3 separate regions of the Homo sapiens genome follow, and regions 1 and 3 are each linked to region 2. Evidence: chromatin loops called from intact Hi-C (ENCODE). Cell type or tissue: heart left ventricle. All regions are shown on one strand. Links, peaks and the distances in the headings refer to the core of each region. The heading gives the core; the rest is flanking DNA.

What was found. A loop is a pair of places that touch in the nucleus more often than their neighbours do. Peaks named below come from ENCODE experiments on the same cell type or tissue, not always from the same donor. Only the 100,000 strongest peaks of a DNase experiment are listed, where the experiment ranks them.
Region 1: it touches region 2 in a loop (5-fold over the local background); 103 of 110 quality-filtered maps call a loop at or near these places.
Region 3: a loop joins it to region 2, with 2.7 times the contacts of the local background. A loop is called at or near these places in 8 of 110 quality-filtered maps.

What each region holds. Positions count from the first base shown.
Region 1 is chr9:132,242,558-132,247,978 of GRCh38, forward strand. It overlaps NTNG2 (netrin G2), which reads left to right. Exons shown (of 8, transcript NM_032536.4): 8 at 1-1,969. Among named protein-coding and RNA genes, the nearest start is that of NTNG2, 83 kb to the left of the region's middle. RefSeq lists enhancers at 2,463-2,968, 2,969-3,474. In heart left ventricle, for the core only: no CTCF peak of the experiment used is centred there; a DNase peak (open chromatin) is centred at 2,729; H3K4me3 peaks cover 578 bases; H3K27ac peaks cover 185 bases.
Region 2 is chr9:131,759,583-131,765,383 of GRCh38, forward strand. No RefSeq gene overlaps it. Among named protein-coding and RNA genes, the nearest start is that of RAPGEF1, 22 kb to the left of the region's middle. In heart left ventricle, for the core only: a CTCF peak has its summit at 3,033 (motif pointing right); a DNase peak (open chromatin) is centred at 3,069.
Region 3 is chr9:131,949,991-131,954,990 of GRCh38, forward strand. The region is part of intron 3 of MED27 (mediator complex subunit 27); the gene reads right to left. Among named protein-coding and RNA genes, the nearest start is that of MED27, 130 kb to the right of the region's middle. In heart left ventricle, for the core only: no CTCF peak of the experiment used is centred there; a DNase peak (open chromatin) is centred at 2,139; H3K27ac peaks cover 779 bases.

The sequences.
Region 1 (5,421 bases), core at 1-5,000, 480 kb after region 2:
CAATTCCAGTCGCTGACTTGGTCCTGTTTTCTATTCTTTATTTTTCCTGCAACCCACCAGACCCCAGGCCTCACCGGAGGCCCGGTGACCACGGAACTCACCGTCTGGGGGAGGAGGAGAGAAGGAAGGGGTGGGGGGCCTGGAAACTTCGTTCTGTAGAGAACTATTTTTGTTTGTATTCACTGTCCCCTGCAAGGGGGACGGGGCGGGAGCACTGGTCACCGCGGGGGCCGATGGTGGAGAATCCGAGGAGTAAAGAGTTTGCTCACTGCTGCCTCCACGGCCTGTTTTCTTTCTGTGTTGGGGACGGTGGGCAGGTGTGGGGCTTACAGAGGAATCCACAACACAGCCTTAAAGAAACGGTTTCCCTACTGGGGCCACCATTTCCCTGGGCCTTTCTGTGGATTCCAGCAGGCAGTGCCCCCTCCCCGCAGGCTTGGCTGGCAGAGTTTTCCACCCCGCGGCCAGGCTGCAGGTGCCCCACCTGTTAGGAGCCTCCCCACACTGAAAGGCTGCCTCCCTCCTTTCCCAAAAAAGAAATCCGGAGTGTATTGGCCCTTTTCTACAGAAGTCCAAGGGAAATGACTCAGGGAGAATCCTAGCAGAGGTTGAATCCAATGCTCTGATTTATACTGTGTCTCGGTGGCCACCTCCGATGGATGTGTCATCTCAGACCTGTTGCAGCCGGAGCCTCAAGTCCAATATCAGATGAAGCTGAACCCACAATTCGGCCACCGCCTCCTTCCAGAGTTTCAGATGGCCAGGTGGGCAGAGGCGGGCAGTGCAGAGACCCCAGACGTGCCGGCCCTGTCCTCCCTACCTTCTCAAGATTAGGAAGGGGTGCTGGAGGGGACAGGGGCAGCTTGGGAGTGGTGAGGAAGCTCCTAGATTCGGGGCTCATCCCCTGGGGCCTCTGATTCAGAGGATCCAGCAGTTCTCCCATCTCCGCTTGGTGTCTCCAGCCCTGGGGCCACACTTCCCCCTCGGTCCAGCCTCCTGTCCACCTATGTTTATTTCAGAGCAGTGCCGGGGGTCCGGTCCTGGTTGCTAACTGCTGCCACTGCTCCACCTGCAGGTGCTCCCAGCACTGGCTTCTGCCACCACACCTGTTCTTTCCCAGCTGCGAGGTTTAGACCTGGGTCCTTCCCTTGAGTCCCCAAAGCTAAGCTAAGACCAAGTGGAACAAACTTGGCCTTGGGGACAGCAGGAGATTACAACACAGAAAAGGAGGGGGAGGCACAACGGGACACTGCATAGGACTCACAGTGTCCCGAGCCCACACACCAGCCCCTCCTGGCCTCCTCTCTCTGCTCCCACCCCCAGCACCCTGCTGACCCGGAAGTGCCTTCCGACAGGCCCTGCATCCTCCTGCAGCTGGCCCATCTCTACCCTCACATTCTTCCTTACGCACAGAACCCCACTGCCTGGGACCCAAAGTGCCCAGATAAAATAAAACACCTCTCTGGGGCTTCTTGTGGATAGGAGTGGCCAGGGGACACAGCTCTGGGCAGTGAGATGTAAGCAGGACTGATGGGTGGGCTTCCAGAAAGTTCTTAAAAGTCATCCCTTCCTCCACGCCCCACAAAGCCTCAGTTGTCCAAGTTTGTGGCTCTGGTTTTTCTCTCTCATCCCTCCCTCTGCTCTTCAGTCAGCAGGATGGGGAAGGAGCCTTCTTGAGACACTGAGCATAACAGTGTCACCCTCAGGATAGTGAAGGGTGGAGCCGGGGGTGGAAGTTGCAGAGCCTGGGACACCTGCCTTGGCTGCAACCTCTGCACTGCTTTTATTTATCTACTTATTTTTATAGAGTTGAGGTCTCACTATGTTGCCCAGGCTGGTCTCAAACTCCTAGGCTCAAGTGAGCCTCCGGCCTTGGCCTCCCGAAGTGCTGAGATTACAGGCATGAGCCACCGCACCACCTGCCTGTCTTACTGTGTGAGAAAAAAAATAAACGGTGATGTGATTAAAACACTAGAATTTGGGTTTTCTGTTCCATGCACACTTTCCAAGTTCTTGGCCCTGCCTGATTGGCATCCGGGCCCCCTGAGCCCTCTAAGGCCAGAGAGAGACTGAAACCCACCCTTCCTTGGCCGCAGCCCCCCATGGTGACCCTCAAGTCACCAGGAAGAGGAATGTCCATGACTCAGGCCGAGGAGTCCACCTCTGTCCAGAACAGGACTGCCCCTGCCTTCTAGTGAGCACAGGGCAGCTGAGCAGAACTCACCCCAGAGAAACAGCAGCGCTGGCCGCAGTCGGTAAACAGCAGGCATTTCCTCCTAGTCATCAAGATGATAAAATGTCACCTAGAAGCAGAACTAGAGGCAGAACTTGAGACAGGGACAGCAGGGCCCAGCCCCAGTGGCCAGCCCTGGCCGGATCCACGAGGCTGGGGGCCCTGGAGCGTCAATGACATCCCAGCACTGTTCTTGTCTGGAGGCAAGTGGGCCACCCTCTGTCAGGCACCAGTGCCAGGCTGGCATGGGGGCTGCAGTAGAAGCCCCTGGTGCAGAAGGTGGGCGGCTGGGGGCTGTGAAGAGGCCCACACGGTGGTGCAGAGGGCATGCCTCTTTATGTCACCCTGGGTGTGTCCCCGAACACCCTCGAGGGGTCTGGGAGGTGGGGGGCCTCTGTGGGCAGTCACTCTGTCCTCCTTGACCTCCGTCAGCTGGGCCCACACTGCGTCAGCTTTTCTGGCACCGGCCTGTGCATTCAGGGCTGGGGAGGTGGAGCTCTTTGTAAATCAGAATGGCAGCCCCAGTCCCCGGGGACACACTCAGGCCCTGACCTCCCCGGAGGGTGGAGGGAATGTTGCCAGTGGCCATTTGGAAAAACTCTGACATCTTCCAGGCAGCAGGAGGAGAAAACGAGGTCAGCAGAGCCAAAAGTCCTAGGCCATCCTCTTTTCAAATGGCACACCCTTGTCCCCAGAGCTCATATTTTGACACCTGGTTCTGGGAGGTGAGGAGGAAAAGGCTCCCATTGTGCGCCTTGGATCATCATCACCGCATCCCCAGGCGCTGCGCTTACATTACTGCATCAACCCTCACCTGCACCCTAGGGCAAGGTTTTCAGCCTCAGCACCATTGACCTGGGGGGCTGGGTAATTCTCCATGGTAGGGCGTGGGGGCTGCCCTGTGCACGTGGGATGTGCAGCACCATCACTGGCTTCCATGTGGCACTTCAATGTGCACCGTCCCCAGTTGTTGCAACTCAAAGTGCCTCCAGTAATTGCCAAATTGGGGGCAAAATCGTCCTAGATTGAGACTCGCTGCCTCAGGAGGAAAGGATGGTCATGCCCATTTTACAGAGGGTAAGTGAAGGCTGGGAGAGGCAAAGTCACTTGCCTGGGGTCACAGTTTCTAAGAAGCAGAGAGGAGAGTTGAACCCAGGGCTGCCTGACTCCAGAGCCCAGTGTTTCACCCCCAGGCCAGGCAGCCCTGGGCAGGCATTGGGCATCCACTCCCCGGCGGGCGGCTGCAGCTGCCCCCCCACCTCCATGCCTCCAGCTGCCTGCCTCCTTTGGCGCCCACAGCCAGGTCAGGCTGAGCAAGGAACCCTGGGGAGCCCAGCTTCCTCTGAACCGCTCTGCTGTCAGGGGAAACGCCTCCCCTGGCCCTCTGCGGCAGCATGGCCTGTCCCCTGCCCCCACCCACTCCCCTAAATAAGCAGAATTGCTGCGTCGGCATTTCCTGCCCAGCTCATGCCTTACAGTTACGAGGCATTTATGGGAGCTTGGGGAGCAGCCAGCAGCATCTCCCGGCAGACCTGAGCCCGCCTCCCTGTCTCCCCAGGGGCCTGGTCCATCCCGGCACATCCCAGCCAGAAGAGTTAAGGGAAAGGCCCCAGGAAGAAAAACATTACTTATTTATTTTTCCGTTTAAACCACCTGTCACAACTTGTAGGAAAGTTCGAAAATACAGAAAAGCAAAATCATAATAATTTTTCTATTAAACTCACCCACAATTCTTCATCCAGAGCTAATAACTGTTAATACTTTTTTTTTTTTTTTTTGAGACGGAGTCTCGCTCTGTTGCCCTGGCTGGAGTGCAGTGGCACGATCTCGGTTCACCGCAACCTCCACCTCCTGGGCTCAAACCATCATCCCACCTCAGCCTCTGGAGTAGGGGGAACTGCAGCTGTGCACCACCACGTCCAGCTAATTTTTCATATTTTTGGTAGAGGCGGAGTTTTACTATGTTTTCCAGGCTAGTCTCGAATCCCTGGGCTCAAGCCATCCTCACTCCTCAGCCTTCCAAAGTGCTAGGATTACAGGTGTGAGCCACCACGTCCAGCATAACTGTTAATGTTTTCTGATAGATATTTCTAGTGTTTTTCCATAAAATAAAACCCACACTCAGACATCGCCCCCCACCCCTGCAATTGCTAAGCCCTAGCACTGAGGCTGGACATGCCTTATTTCAAGGGTCCCTTCAGTGATGCTGAGCGTGGGATCAATTAATATAATATGGCCATCTTACAGCTCCACATACCAGGGCTCTGAAAGCGTCCTGGCCAGGGACCTTAGCCACAAGCACCGAAACAAAACACCAGGTGATTTAAGAGGCAGAGGAGATTAAAGGATCACAGACCCCTCAGACACATGTCAGGAGAACAAGGTAAGAGTAGGGAAAGTGGGCCACGCGGTGGCTCACACCTGTAATCCCAGCACTTTGGGAGGCCAAGGCAGGCAGATCACCTGAGGTCAGGAGTTCGAGACCAGCCTGGCCAACATGGCGAAACCCCGTCTCTACTGAAAATATAAAAATTAGCCAGGCGTGGTGGTGGGCACCTGTAATCCCAGATACCTGGGAGGCTGAGGCAGGAGAATCCGTTGAACCTGGGAGGTGGAGGTTACAGTGAGCCGAGATCGCGCCACTGCACTCCAATCTGGGCAACAAAGCAAGACTCCGTCTCAAAAAAATAATAATAATAAAAATAAAAACTAGCTGGGTGTGGTGGCAGATGCCTATAGTCCCCCCCCCAACTTGGGAGGCTGAGGCAGGAGAATCCCTTGAACCCAGGAGACGGAGGTTGCAGTGAGCCGAGATCACGCCGCTGTACTCCAGCCCGGGCAAAGAGCAAGACTCCGTCTCAAAAAAACAAACAGCTGGGCTCAGTGGCTCATGCCTCTAATCCCAGCACTTTGGGAGGCTGAGGTGGGTGGATCACCTGAGGTCAGGAGTTCGAGACCAGCCTGACCAACATAGAGAAACCCCGTTTCTGCTAAAAATACAAAATTAGCTGGGCATGGTGGTGCATGCCTGTAATCCCAGCTACTCAGGAAGCTGAGGCAGGAGAATCGCTTGAACCTGGGAGGCAGAGGTTGCAGTGAGCTGAGATTGTGCCACTGCACTCCAGCCTGGGCAACAAGAGCAAAACTCCATCTCAAAAACAAACAAAAAAACAAAAAAGAGGAGGTAA
Region 2 (5,801 bases), core at 436-5,435:
TATTCTGTAGCTTCGAACTAGGAAATTAAGTGTGTTTCATAAAAGGAAGAGGTCTAGGAGGACCCTCTGGGGTTTTGAAAACAATGAGCAGAAGCCAGTATGCCTGGGACTTCTCTGTACCTGTACTTCACCAGCATTATCTCAGTGAGACCCTACAGCAATCCTAAGTCCACCTGATCACAGCCCTAAGTCCCCTCTGCTCAGAGCTGCTGCCAGCAATGAGCCCGGCACCCCTCCCCTTCCTTCGTTGTCTCTGGGTTTTTATTTCTAGGTTGTTCTTAAAGTTTTTCTTTGATTTTTTATTTTTTTTCGAGACAGAGTCTTGCTCTGTTGCCTAGGCTGGAGTGCAATGGTGTGAGCTTGGCTCACTGCAACCTCTGCCTCCTGGGTTCAGGCGATTCTCCAGCCTCAGCCTCCCAAGTAGCTGGGATTACAGGCGCATGCCACTGTGCCCGACTAATTTTTCTATTTTTAGTAGAGACGGGATTTCACCATGTTGGCCAGGCTGGTCTTGAGCTCCTGACCTCATGATCCACCTGCCTCGGCCTTCCAAAGTGCTGGGGTAACAGGCATGAGCCACTGTGCCTGGCCTGATTTTTTTTTTTTTTTTTTTGAGAGATGGGATCTTATTCTTTCACCCAGGCTTGAGTGAAGTGGCACAATCATAGCTCACGGCAGCCTCAAGGTCCTGGGCTCAAGTGATCCTCCTGCTTCAACCTCTCAAATACCTGGGACTACAGGTGCATGCCACCACGCCTGGCTAATTTTTTGTTTGTTTGTTTTAATGTTGTAGAAACGGAGTCTCACTATGTTGTCCAGACTGGTCTCAAACTCCTGATCTAAAATGATCCTCCCACCTTGGCCTCCCAAAGTGCTGGCATTACAGGCACGGGCTACCATGCCTGGCCATTTTTAAGGTTAGCAGACAAACAATAAAGCAGGATAGTCTTACATGTACAGCTTGGTGAGATTTTACCCCTAGATAAACACCATCCAGAATAAAATCTAGAACCTTCCCAGTATCCCCCTCCCCCACCCACCAAGGCACCCTTATACTGCTTCCAGTCAGAAGGCCTCACCCTGCTGGAGGTAACCATTATTCTGATGTGTATCGCCATAGATACCTTAGGCCTTTTTTTTTTTTTTTTTTTTTTTTTCGAGATGGAGTCTCACTCTGCTGCCCCAGCTGGAGTGCAGTGATGTGATCCCAACTCACTGCAACCTCCGCCTCCCGGGTTCAAGTGATTCTCCTGCTGCAGTCTCCCGAGTAGCTAGGATTCCCGGGCCCACCACCATGCCCAGCTAATTTGTTTTTTTTGTTTGTTTTTTTTTTGTTTGTTTTTTTTTGATGGAGTCTTGCTCTGTCGCTCAGGCTGGAGTGCAGTGGCATAATCTTGGCTCACTGCAAGCTCTGCCTCCTGGGTTCACACCATTCTCCTGCCTCAGGCTCCCGAGTAGCCAGGACTACAGGCACCCGCCACCAAGCCCAGCTAATTTTTTGCATTTTTAGTAGAGACGGGGTTTCACCGTGTTAGCCAGGATGGTCTCAAACTCCCAACCTCAGGTAATCTGCCCGCTTTGGCCTCCCAAAATGCTGGGCTTACAGATGTGAGCCACCACATCTGGCCCTTAGACCTGGTTTTGAACTTCATGTAAGTGGGAAGTTTGGGTCTAGCATCTTTTGCTCCATACTATGTCTGACATCTGCTTATGCTATTACCGTAGTTCTTTTTTTTTTTTTTTGAGACAGGGTCTCGTTCTGTTGCCCAGGTTGGAGTGCAGTGGTGCAATCATAGCTCACTGCAGCCTTGATCTCCTGGGCTCCAGCAATCCTCCCACCAGCCTCCTGACTAGCTGGGACCACATGTGCATGCCACCACACCTGGCTAATTGAAATGTTTTTATTTTATTTTTTTATAGAGACAGGCTGTCACTAGGTTGCAGGCAGGTCTCAAACTCCTGGCTTCAACTGATTCTCCTACCTTGGTCTCCCAAAGTGCTGGGATTACAGGAATGAGCCGCTGTGCCTGGCCAACATGTAGTTCTTTTTCACTGCAGTATAATATTTCATTATATGAACTATATATGACTACCACAATTTGTTCATCCAATCTACTCTTTTTTTTTTTTTTTTTTTGAGACAGGGTCTTTCTCTGTCATCCAGGCTGGAATGCAGTGGTGTGATTTAGGTTCAGTACAGCCTCCACCTCCTGGGCTCAAGTGATCCTCCCACCTAGGCCTTCCAAAGGGCTGGGATTACATGCATGGGCCACTATGCCTGGCCCATTCTGCTATTGATGAGCATTTGGGTTGCTTCCAGGTTTGGGTCATTACTAATACAGCAACCATAAACATCCCTGTGCCTGTCTTTTTTAAGTGTGTGTGTGTGTGTGTGTGTGTGTGTGTGTATGTCCAGATTTCCGTGTGCACACCCAGGCATGGAGCTGCTGGGTCTCAGGGCACATGTATATTTCACTTCAGCAGCCAAACATTTCCTGAGTCGTTGTACCAATTTACACTCCTGTGTGTTTCCTTGGCTTTAAAAACTTGCAATGATGATGTTGGTAGCTGCAAAACACACACCAGGAAAGAGTCCCAACATTTCCCTAAATCCCCACTCAGTGTGGCATTGAATTTGTAGGTGACAGGGTACACAGTTTGCACTGGAATCCTGCCTTGCTGTTTTCCTTCTCACCTATTTATGCTGCCTTCACATGATCCTGACACAGGAGCACACACACGCACTCACACACACGCACACACGCTTGCACACTTGGGCCAAGGCATCTACGTGGGGATTCCACGTTGCGCCTTGACCCAGCCACTGGGAGGGCGGCACTGGTTTCGCCCTGGCCCCGGCGCCTGGCTAGGCCTGTAGGCTGCCCCGGCAGTGGCTGCCATCTGTTCCAGGCGGGGCGGGGCCATCGTGTGGACGACGTGGGGTGTCCGCAGCGCCGGGGTGAGGAGGGGCTAGGATGGAACAGTGGCGGCCAAGGGCGCGCGGCCCTCTGGCGGGCCTGGCTGCCGGCGGAGTTCTGCCATGCGGCCACCAGAGGGCGGCACAGTCCCACAGAAGACAGCCCCGCCCGGCGCCTCCCAGGAGCCACCCGGGAGGACCTGAGAGCCAGCGGCGGACCTCGCTGGGAACTGGGTGGGTCGTGGGGAGCCCACGTTCCCCTCGCCTCACACCCTGCTGTGGTGGACTGAGCCCGGGGAAGGAAATCCAGAAACCACTTGGCTTCTGTCACTCACAAGCTCTGGGACGTTGGGAAAATGATTTGGCCTCTCTGTGCCTCAGTTTCTGCACCTGTAAAATGGCAACACCGTAATGATAATGGCCCACCCCCCTGGGGTCCTATCCCGAGGCTCAGTACCGATAACAGTGTTAGAACTATGATGACGGCCATTGCTGGGAACATTGCAGAGCTAAAAACTAAAATAAAAATAAAAAATAAAATAATGATGATGGCCAGGCATCCTGGTCCACGTCTGTAATCCCAGAACTTTGGGAGACCGAGGTAGGAGGATCACTTGAAGCCAGGCGTTTCAGACCAGCCTGGGCAACATGACCAGACCCCATCTCCTCAAACAATACAAAAATCAGCCAGATGTGGTGGCTCGGGCCTGTAATCCCAGCTACTCAACAGGCAGAAGTTGGAGGATCCCTTGAGCCTGGGAGGTCGAGGCTGCGGTGAGCCGTGATCACGCCACTGCACTCCAGCCTGGGCGACAGAAAAGACCCTGTCTCGAAATAATAAAATAATAATAATGATGATGATGATAATAATAATAACTATGGTCTATTGAGTGCTTACTTCATGCCAGACGCGGGGCTGGTGCTTCCAAAGCCTTCACTCATTTAATTCTCACAGCCACCCTCTGAAGATGTGAAGGCAGGTGGGATGGGAGAGCTTCAGCGTCGGTGCCATCTCCACCCTGAGCATGTCCCCAGCTGTCCTGCCCTCCCTGGGTGTGTCTTTCTCTTCTGTCTTCAGATCACAGCCCACCCCAGAGGGTACTGTGATTATCCCCACCAGACAGATGGGCAGACAGAGGGCAGAGGGGCAAGCCAGCCTGCCCCAGCTGTAGGAGCCAGGCTGGGGCTCCCCGACTCCACCCCACACCGTCTGGCCAGAGCACCTGGTCAGAGTTGCTGGACAACAGTCAGTGGGCATTGGTAAGGCCCGAGGCACCATGCAGATATGTGGCTGTCATCTCCCCGGGAGAAGTGAGCATGGAGTTGGCCGGCCTGGGGCTCCATTCCACCCCCTCAGCCACTGCTGCTTCCTCTGTAGTGTGAGGGGTAGAAATCAGTGCTTTGCCACCAGGTGCGGTGGCTCATACCTGTAATGCCAGCACTTTGGGTGGCCGAGCTGGGCGGATCACCTGAGGTCAGGAGTTTGAGACCAGCCTGACCAATATGATGAAACCCCATCTCTACTAAAAATACAAAAATTAGCCAGGTGTGGTGGTACACATCTGTAATCCCAGCTACTCAGGAGGCTGAGACGGGAGAATCGCTTCAACCTGGTAGGCAGAGGTTGCAGTGAGCCGAAATCGTGCCTTTGCACTCCAGCCTGGGCAACAAAAGTGAAACTCCGTCTCAAAAAAAAAAAATTTCTTTTGCATTTTTAGTTGAGACGGGGTTTCACTATGTTGGCCAGGCTGGTCTCGAAGTCCTGACCCCAAGTAATCTGCCTGCCTCGGCTTCCCAAAGTGTTGGGATCACAGGCATGAGCCACTGCCCAGTCTGCAATTTTCTTTTGAAGAAAATAGTCCTGATGGTAACCTTTTATTTTTATTTTTAATTAATTAATTATTTTTTTTGAGACAGGGACTCACTCTGTTGCCTGGGCTGGAGTGCAGTGGTGCAATCACACCTCACTATAGCTTCGACCTCCCGGGCCTAAGCATTCCTCCCACCTCAGCTTCCCAAGTAGCTGGGACCACAGGCCTCAGCCACCATGCCTGGCTCTGATGCTAAAATTAACCAAAAATAATGTTTAACGCCACCAGACTAGATAATTCCTGAGGCCCTTCCTAGTTCTAAATATTTTATGAAAACTTTCTTGAACCTATTTGTATTTTTGGCTGGTAAGTTCAATTTACCTTTACCCTACTGGGTCCAGACTTCCTCCTCCTCCTTGTCCTCCTCCTCCTTTTTTCCCTCCTCTTCCTCCTTCTCCACCTACCCTTTCCTCCTCTCTCCTCCTCCTCCTTCTCTTCTTCTATCTGAGAGATTATCTTTCTCAAGTTTTAGGCACTCACCATTCCAATCCCAGTTTTGGCATTCCCAGGTTTTTTGTTAAGTCTCTGTCCTACCCTGCTTAGCTCTGTTTCTGTGGCCTCACTTGTGCCTGTCCTTCCCGCTCAGTTTCCTTTCTGGATCAGCATTCTAGCTTTTCCCTCTGGAGTTTTCCATGAGACTACCCTTTACCATTATCTATCTGGTCCTTCCCTAGACAAGATCTGTGGCATTTCTCAAAGAAGACGGCAACTAGGAGACCACATGGCATTCTGGGAATGGGTCACCCGGGTCTGGGAGGAATGAGTTTGTTATTAACAAGTGAGAGAGAAAAGAGCTGTTCCCGTGACGAAAAGGAAAAAGAGCATCAAGTATAAATGCACGCTTTTTCATCACCATCTCCTGGTCTCTGCTTCCAGCCTTTTCTTTTGAATGTAGAGATAAATCCACTCTATTTTAATAAACTCCACATTTTATGCGGTTTTCAAGGTGTATTGGAAATAGGGTAAATTTTGATGCTAGCATATCTGAAAGCATTTTAAATAGCATCTATTCT
Region 3 (5,000 bases), core at 1-5,000, 190 kb after region 2:
CTAAATTTCTGTTCTTCTTGCATTACAAATTTACTCAGGTATCTTGTGGGTCCTAGTTTTCCCTAAAACATTTAAGCAACATACTAAGTTTGGGAAAGAATTTTAATGTCACTCAACAGCTACCTGCTCTGCATGCCCTTACATCTTTACGAGAGAGAAAAAAGAAAAAAAACCCCTAATAATAAAACACCTGTGTTGAGCTTTCCAGCAACACCAATTAACAACGGTTATTAAGTCAGCCATTTCTGTCAGATCTGGTGAAATGACGCTTGGAGCTCAGATAGATGGTGAACTGAGATGCAACAATTCACATGGAGTTAAAGCAAAGCAACCTGTGGGCGGCAGACATTCAACCAGGAGCTGGCGAGGGCAGATGATGCCTGCCTTCCCACATTCCAATGGCTTTCCCTCCCGTGCCCAGGAAGGGCTGAGGACTGTCGCTGTGGCACCTCTTGGCAATGCTCGGATGTGGTGACTGCTTCCAGTTACTCAGTTTGCCGCACACGTGTAGAACCATTATTTCATTTCCATTTGATTTTTTTAACGTCCCTGAGAATCTACATGGTAGATTTCACAAAAAGAAACGCCAAAGAGAATGATCACAATCACTGAACGACTTGTTCTAGTCATAACCATACATTAAAGCAAATGCACACTCAGAGTCAGAAACAGTCAACACATCTGAGGAAACCGCAGAACCCCTCCTGGGACAAACACGCTATTTGTATGACAGTAAGTTTGATAGTCATTCATCAGACAATCAACTCCTTGAGGGGAGAGTCTGAGGCTCACGTCTTTAATTCCTGCAATAATCCTGCACATAATGCATACTCAATAAACATGTGGTGAACGGGACTGATTTAAGTAGACTGAATCAAAGAGAAATAAAGATCCCAGAGTAAACACAACTTTGTTCTGTAATTGTTTCTTCTACAAGTAGTAAAAATTTCTTAATCACAAAATGTCATCCAACAAAGTGAACAGACACAGTGAAGTTGTGCCCTTCCTCTCCCCTTTACTGAGGGCATTACTGTAGGGCAGCTGGGTTATAAAGCAGGACTGAGATGATGACAAACGGAAAGTAACTCACACAAAAACAGACCTTCCTGGGCGAGGTGCCTCGGCTGGAGCTCCAGATTTTCCCACCTCAGGACTCATCCCCCAACCTCTTAAGTGAATTGCTTTCGGGTGTCTACTGAACAGAACCTTCAGTAGAGAAGCCTTCTCCAAGGCCCTCAAATGCACACCAGACAAGTGTCATCAATCACGGTATCCTTGCCCTGTCCTTCATAGTACACATCACAGTCTATCTCACACATGTGGGGGAATGACTGTTTATTTGTTTACCTTGCCCACTAGACTGAGAACTCCACAGGGGGAAGGCACAGGCCATATTTCTCCCTGCCATCAGCCCCCAGCACACTGTCCAGCACACAGCAGGCTCTCAACAGACAACTGATAAATGAATCTTGCACGTGGACTCCTTACAACTCTATTCAGCACAACAGAGTCTGAAGCTGGGGCTTAGGAATCACAGGGACCTAGATGCTCAAGTTCTCACAGTGCCCTCATCTTGGACAAGTTACTTTAACCTCTCTAAGCTTTGGCATCCTTATCTGTGAAATAAGGTAGCATCACTATCCTCTTCACATAATCATTATGAGAAGTAAAGGAGTGAACACAGCACATAAAGCACTTAACACAAAATAGGCAAATAATGGTATTAGCTGTTCCTTTTATGTGTACAAACATTGTCTTTTTCTGCACAAAAAGGTTAGGAACTTCTGTTTGTGTCTACAGAAATACAAAGCCTCAAAAAGTTAATTGCAGTCATGAAAACACCTCGAAGCATGAGCTTTAAAAGCAGGGATGTTCTTTCAGGTTTCTGGTTCATTTTACTACATCAATGCATTTCAGTTAGTAAGCACAGTTCTTTTCATTATTTTTCTAAGAAGGCCAACGAGAGAGTGGACAGACTGTTCATATTTGGCATGATCCTGAAATGACCTAGTCAGGAAGTGAGCTGGAGTAAATGGATCTGGCTTCTAGAACAGGGACTATGCTGGAGAGCTTTCGTTTGTCCCTCTGCCATCCCGCACTGTGCCCCAGGAGGCTGGCCTACACACAGATTACATCAACAAGCCTTTTTCCTCTCTGGCTTCCAGCTGTGTTCTGACCAATACTAGGCACTGGCCGGAGACTCAGAGGGCAGGAGAAGCACGAGGCCAAGGGTCCTTGTCCTTGAGGGCTAGCTGTGACAACTCAGTAACAGCAAAACACCAATTTCTCCAATCCTACAGCAGGAAAGGTCTGGTTCATTCCACTATTCAGCAGAGGCACCAGCAGCAGAGGATAACAGGGACATGGACTGGGGGGAAGCAGAAGTCACCCATGACCAATGACATCACAGACCTTGTTCCTGGCGGCAGGGGGGCAGCAGCAGCTATGTTTCATGTTCACTGTTTCTCCACCCCCTGCCCCACTACCTTATGTAAAGAGCATTGGGTGGGAAATGACCAGAGCCTTCACCCTCTCCAGACCCACCCTCTCCACAGTGGTCTGTGCCCCAAAAAGCTGACCCACGTGGACTGCATCCATGGGCTCCTTTGCCCTCTGGCTGAGTTTGGCCAAAGGGAGATGTGGAAGGTGGAAAAGCAGTGAGGTCAGGGTATTTATCCTGCCTACAAATTCCCCAGGAACTGGCTACAACCCTCATCATAGCTCTGTCAGGATCCCTCTCCACGCAGCTCTCTCTCTCACTCTGGGCTGCAGTAAGTATGCCCTCCTCTTACCCCTGGGGGAAGGATAGTAACAGCTCCGCCCATGGGCACTAGCCCAGGTACTGCCCTAGTCCCTTATGGGTTCCTTATACCCTGCCCACACCTTTGGAAACAGTCCCTTTATTAAAGTCTCCTCAATCTGGAAATCGTTCCCTTAGACAATTTCTTCTCAGAACAAAAAGTTCTTCCTAAATAAAACACATGACATTAAAACCAACCCTGCTAGAGTAAGAAACATGGTAAATTGAAGAATATTTAAACCAACTGAAGGTAACAGTGATATAAGTATTCTAGATTAGTAATGAAACAAAATTTACATGCGCTCTGCTTAACTGAACAACATTCATTTAATAATTTTCCCCTGGAGTATTTTAACTGTGGATGCGGCTAGTTTAGAAATTCAAGACATCCAAACAGGATAATGGAAGGATCTGCCTCCCTGAGAAACAGGTACCCCAGTCTGGTTTTCTGCTGCCTCTCTTATTTCCCCTTCCTTCCTAAAGTGCCCTGGCACCTCCAAACTGTAGCCACAAAGTAGTCCTTCTCAGGCCACTGCAAAGTTTGCTTTTTCCTTTAAGTTTACTGTCAAGTTCATATTTGCAGGTGTGAATTTGCACAGACTAACAGTTTCCAAAATGTCATACACATAAAAGTGGTTTTAGGTGATATATGGATGAACATTTTTCATTTCAATATCTGTAGGTATAGAACAATATACAACTAGTAAATAAAACCTGTGATTTCATAGATAGCATTGCTCAGTCATGGTACCACAGAGGCTAGGCTTTAAAAAATTATACAAATATTATACAAATTATAATTAAAATTACATTATTTAAGAATATTAAAAATACTATACAAATAATAGAACAGCTGGCCAAAGGTTATGGCAAAAATTCTACAGTTGGTTTGCAAATGACTGAGTTTAGAAACACTATCTTACAGTAAGGCAGGTAATTAAACAGCTTCGTTCCAAAAGGGTTTTGCCTTGTTCGTAAATTGTGGGGTTTTTTTTCCCCCACTCTAAATAAATCTTCACTTTTATATCTTTTTTTTTTTTTTTTGAGATGGAGTCTCTGTCTGTCACCCAGGCTGGAGTGCCAGTGGCATGATCTTGGCTCACTGCAACCTCTGCCTCCCGGGTTCAAGTGATTCTTGTGCCTCAGCCTCCTGGGTAGTTAGGATTACAGGCCCCTACCACCACACCCGGTTAATTTTTGACAGGGTTTCGCCATGTTGGCCAGGCTGGTCTCAAACTCCTGACCTCAGATGATCCGCCCGCCTCAGTCTCCCAAAGTGCTGGGTTTACAGGCATGAGCCACCATGCCCAGCCTTTTTATCTTTTTAAAAAAGTTTTCATGCATATATTTGCATATATTGAAGAAGGAGAAATGGACAAGCACCCTAGGAGTGGCCAGGGTGTTTAGGTAAGCAGCACCACTAAGCAAGGGCTGCCAGTGATCAATCAGCTGGGAGCTGACCACACTGGGATGCATGTCTGGGAATGTGTGATGTGAGCACAGGAGGAGGGCCTCCTTGATAGAAAATGTCTTTCCCACAGCCAGCAGCATGCACGCTCAGTGGCTCCAAAATCCCTTTTGCCCTTTTCAAAGGAGTTAAAAACCACACCAGAACATACTTCTCTCAGTGGAGCCAAATCTAGGAGTCTACCTGAGACAGGTGGATTGATGCTTGCAATGCCCTGAACAAACTTTTAGAGGGTGCCCTCTACAGGTTTAAGGTGGCCTCAACAAACCATTAACTAGCCTCAGCTGTGATCTCCTGAAGCTGAGAAGTCTTGTGGCAGTCTTTCAAGTTCTGGCAGAAACTCTTTTATATTGTATATCAGAGGAGAAAGAAAGTGAATCAATTTGACCCCTCTGCTCATCAATGCTACCACTGACCCTCTGAGCCCTACTACCTATTTCTCTCCCATAGCATGCCACCCCAAAGAAACTCCTCTGCCCAGAGAAAGGGGACAACTTCAGGGGTGAACGAAACCCATTATTTATAAGCAAGGAAGGTCATAAGAATTATTATTATTTTTTTAAAAGCTTAGAAGGATGAGCTCATCCAGAAGACATAACAATCCTAAATGTGTATGCTCCTAAAAAATAGTCAATACCACGCCTCTCTCAGTAATTGACAGAACAAGTAGACAGAAAGTCAGTAAGAATACAGAAGACTTGAACAGGGTTAACCCAATGACATATATATTCT